Linked DNA regions of Homo sapiens: region 2 is linked to region 1. The links are chromatin loops, found by intact Hi-C in ENCODE. Cell type or tissue: PC-3. All regions are shown on one strand.

The links. Hi-C counts contacts between places; a loop is a spot of excess contacts. Peaks named below come from ENCODE experiments on the same cell type or tissue, not always from the same donor. Only the 100,000 strongest peaks of a DNase experiment are listed, where the experiment ranks them.
Region 2: a loop joins it to region 1, with 4 times the contacts of the local background. A loop is called at or near these places in 8 of 110 quality-filtered maps.

Annotation. Positions count from the first base shown.
Region 1 is chr7:80,217,635-80,220,134 of GRCh38, forward strand. GNAI1 (G protein subunit alpha i1) reads left to right here. Exons shown (of 8, transcript NM_002069.6): 8 at 1-2,500. Among named protein-coding and RNA genes, the nearest start is that of GNAI1, 84 kb to the left of the region's middle. In PC-3, no CTCF peak of the experiment used is centred here; a DNase peak (open chromatin) is centred at 1,307; H3K27ac peaks cover 962 bases.
Region 2 is chr7:80,277,551-80,280,050 of GRCh38, forward strand. No RefSeq gene overlaps it. Among named protein-coding and RNA genes, the nearest start is that of GNAI1, 140 kb to the left of the region's middle. In PC-3, no CTCF peak of the experiment used is centred here; no DNase peak of the experiment used is centred here; H3K27ac peaks cover 1,449 bases.

The DNA of each region.
Region 1 (2,500 bases):
TTTTTTTAACTGAAAGTAACAGAAGGACCTTTCTTAAATGTGACAGATGGTCCTGCAGTGTGAAACTGAAGGACAGTGTTAAAGCTGGGCTCTAGTATATTGATGATTTCTGCATAAGTGTAAATATGCAAATGTATGTATACATGTATTTATGACTTTAGTTTTCGACATTATTTTTAGGTTTTAAGAGTGGCAACTTAGGATTTTAGGGTGATGGCTTTGGAAATAACATAAATATACCTTGTACTGAATGACAGACTATTACTACGTTTGCCAGTTTTAAACAGCTTTATTTATGTTCATGTCCTGTAAATTTTTAAGTACAGTAATTAATATTAGGAAACATTACAGCCCTTATCTAGATTATATGTATACTTGTATTAATAAAAATGTTATTTGTACAAACATTGCACAGACTATTTTAATAACATGATTTGTTCTTTAAATTTTATGTGTTTTATTGAAATGTTCTTAAGATGAATACACCTGCCTTTGGATCAACTATTTAAACATTGTATGCATTTTGATTTTTCCTACTTTAAGAAAATAAAATAATTTAATTTTACATTAGATTCCACGTTAGATTTGGTTTGAAAAACTAAAATTTCAGATTTCTGAGGATATACTGTCTTAGACTTATTGTACACACTTAGTTTTTATTCACTTGTTTTCACTCTGAATTTTAATATTTGGCTGATATGAATGCATTGCCTCAAAGGTGATGTCATCTTAATTTTTATTCACTTTAAATAACTACATTTTTGTTTATAACTAAGTTTGGAGGGATCCTAAGAGCATTTTTGTGGGTAAAAAAAAAACCTGTGGACATAATGAATTTTGAGACATTGATTGGTGAGGCTTTTATTTCCCTTGAGGAGTCTCTTGTACCTAGCATACATGATAGCTCCTTGTTGGGAAGATAACAAGAAGGATCTTTGAATACTCTATTGCTGATATAATGCAAGATTTAAATTTATACATATAACTAATTTCAAATGTAATTATCACACTATGTTAAAATTACTTTTTTCCCTTAGATAATTCAAATTTCTCCACTTGCTTGAGATTATATCATTTCTTTTTCAATTATACTATTATTTCTGAGAATGAAATGGACGATTACACTTAGAAAATGAGTAATAGTGTTTAATAAGTCAGTGATTATATGTGTGCTCAAATAAGTGTTATGTATCAGCTAGATACTGAGCTTTGATAGAATAATTTTCTTTTGATTATTCATGATGTGTCATCTCTGACCTTGTTTCAGCAAAGTAAACAGCACTCCCCACCCCACCCTCCTTTTTTTACTCATCTTGGAAAAGGTTAGTCTTTCAGTACACGTTGCTGGTAAGTAGTTTCCAAGTTACGTGTTGTCACTGGGTTGAAGTATATTTGTGTGTGTGTGTGTGTGTGTGTGTGTGTGTGTAACCATAAACTATATTCATATCTGTTTCATTTGGAGGATTTTCTTCTTTGTAATGTAAAGAAATTCAAAGTTATCAAAGTTCCTTAAATGTGTTAGTTTAGATTCTTTATGTGCCTTTCATGAAAGATATGTTTTCATTAATTTTACTGGTGGACCTGTAATATCCACATTGTGAAGCTGTGTATGAAATTCAACTATAATATGAATAAATTTGAATCATGAGAATTATGGGTTAAAAAGCCACAAAGAAGCACATATTGGTGACCATCATTAATGAAATCCTGAACTTTATTCTGTGTAATTGTGTTAATAAATCCTAATAAATTTAAATTTTTAAAATTTTACAAACCTATTGGCTAAGTACATTTTGGATTAGAATTTAAGTATCAGTCTGTTGTTTCTTCATTTCTTCTTTTTCTATGCTCTTTTTACAATTTCAGCTACTCCAGAAGCTCAGATTTTCCCTGTTCCAAGCTATGAGATGTGATGCCACATTTGGAATTGCCTTCTTGATATCCCCTTCTGAGAATGCATTGCCTGCTTTTTAACTCATTATATTCAAAACTAAATTCATCATCATTCTCTCCTTACACCAGTTCTCACCCTGACTTTGCCATTTTTCCTTACTAAGTACCATCATCATTTATTCCTTCAATGGGGAACTTTTTAGTTTAAGTTCTGGGATACGTGTGCTGAACATGCAGGTTGGTTACATATGTATACATGTGCCATGGTGGTTTGCTGCACCTATCAACCTGTCATCTAAGTTTTAAGCCCTGCATGCATTAGGTGGAACTCTTCTGATTCCTAATCTCCATTTCAATTTACTGACAGTTCTACAAAGCCTTAAATCTGTTTTTTGTTTGTTTTCCTTTCTATTCCTACTACTACCTATTCAAGTCTTTGCTAAACTTCCTCTTAAAATGGCATTATTAGTTAAATTCCCCACCTCCCATTTCTCTCTTCTCGAAAAACCCAGGTTAGTTATCCTAATGTAGAACTGTGGCCCTATCACCTTCTATTCCTTGATCTGCATTGGCTCTGATTTGTCAATAAAATTAAGTATAAGTTAGC
Region 2 (2,500 bases), 60 kb after region 1:
AGTGGGAGAGAAAGAAAAGCTGGATACAGAGTAATACCGCAGGCAGAACCCAGGAAGTTCCTTGTTAATGTTCACCAGACACAGGGAAAATCATTTCCTTAAGAAACAAAAGAGGTGGGGTCCACGTGACTATCCTTGACGTAAATTAACATTCTTTCTCACTTAAAAAGTAGCAATAAATAGCTCTTACTTATATAGCCAAAGGTTAAAGAGTGAATTTTAAAAACATTTTAATGTAATAAGTTATCTATTTTTATGCATGTATAGTCAGGAGAACAACAAAATTGGGCACAATAAAATTGCTGTATAAATATATTGTACTGGAGTAGAAAGAGCAAAAGATAGAAGGCATAAGAAAGATGGACAAGTTTGGGGTAACCATTGCATGCCAAGACTTGATCATTCAGGAGCAAACTTTCCCAACTACTCTGCCAGAAACTCAGTCTCCCGTTGTGATAAAACAGTCTTCACACTCTCATATTTCAGAGCTGACATGTGTTTTATCCTATTTATTCACTCACTCAAGCCACTCTATTATTTAATGACTAAGCCTTCAGAGGCCATTTAAACTTCAGTTTATGTGCTTGTTTGATCCTGGCACAAATACCTTAAAGGTTAATTTAGATTTTCATCGTTTCACTTGAATTTGTTTCTTAATGAGTCATCCTTTCAACTAATATTTATGAACTGTGTACAGGGTGTTACTATAAACAGCAAACTTGCTCTTCCCTTAACAAAACACACTTATAAAACTTTTATCTTCGGGTAAGACTATAAATGTGTGTATACATACCACAGATTGGTGTGTGTATGTAAATACCACAGATTGGTATGTGTAACAGTTTTTAACTTCATAGAAATTATTGCTAGATAAAAAGGTGGTTTTATTGAAAAGGAGCAGCACACTCTCTTTTTCTAGAACACACTGATTCCTGTGAAATAACTTGCAGTATGAGATTGGCTGTTCTTGGACCATATTACAAAAGAGCTTAATTATTAGAGTAAACAAAGGTATGTATTACATAGAGCTCTCATTTATAAAGATGGGGGTCAGAGCTTGGGCCCAAAATCTAATACAGTATCTTCCAAAATTGATTTATGTTCACTTCGGTTTCTCCAACTAAAGAAATATGATTTCATAATATTGAACAATACTCTTTAGTTTCTATGTGTCTTCATTTCTTACTTAAACTCTGTATTCTGGCTTTTATGATTCAATTGTTAGATTAAACAACTCCAACTTTGGTTCCAGGTTTTATGTTTGAAAATTCTGATGTCAAAAATGAAAGCACATTTTCTTAGTTCAAACAACAACAACAACAAACCACAAAGCAGGTTAAATGTATTTCTCTGAAATTAACTGTCACCCTTTTCTGAAGAGTGAACTGTATTTGGATTGTGTGACAGAATGTGCTCTTTTAGTCATGATTTATTGCTGTTGTTGAGACTGCTCTAAGAATGCGATTTCAGGGTATTCTAAAAAATGAATATTATTTTTTAGAAATGTGCATTCAGTTTATTTACTCGTCTGCTTGGCCAGATGATAATATCAGAATGACACTGCAAATTTTTTTGTTATCAGGATTTTAATAAAAATGAAATACAGATAATTCAGGAGTTAGAAAAATTTATTTATTTATTTATTTATTTACATGGTCAAAACTAAAAAGAGAGGACTGCAAGCAGAATCTTGGCTAGAGAAATGCCAGACAGAACTGAACATGCCGAGCACTAGTGATAACTGTAACACTGAAGGAGTGAATGGCACTGTAAAATTGTCTTATGTGCCTTTCATTTGTTTCTTTGATATGTGCCCATTATTTTGCATAAACATGCAAAGTGGAATGTAAACTAGAGTCATAAAACCATAAAATTCAGATCTGGAATCTCTTAATTTTAATAATGAGAACCTCGGACTAATTAGTCAATGTTAGGTCTCTTTATCCACATTTTTCACATATAACTTTATGGAATTTTCAATTCCCTTACACAGATATGTAATTTTATAGACCTCATTATTGTGATGTACATCACAGTGCCAAGTTGACTTTGTTTTCTAATAAAAGCTTTCCTTGCCCTTTTAATTTTTATCTTAGGAAGGAAATGATTGTAAAACTATCTAAATTAATACATTGCCCTTTGGAACCATATTATTGATGCCTCTTAAATAATTGTTTTGTCCTTTAGTGAGGAAACAAACTCCTCTCCAGTCATTTTTTTCTTTGTTTTTCTATTAAAATGATTCGAATAGCCTTGACCTATGTGTGTTTATCAAATGCTTGTTGAGGAGTTATCGTCTAGACTAGCTAGTGAGCTTAAGGACTGAAATTGTGGAACCACAGCTGACGCAGCGCTTGCCTGTGAAGATGCCTGCCAGAAACTATGTTCAAGGTTGCTCCATAAATAGTAAATCTTTTTCCTGTGTAGTCTTTAATAGGAGCTTAAAATGGATTTGTAGAGGGCCCTGTGGATTGAACAACAGGAAATTTTAACCAAGTCA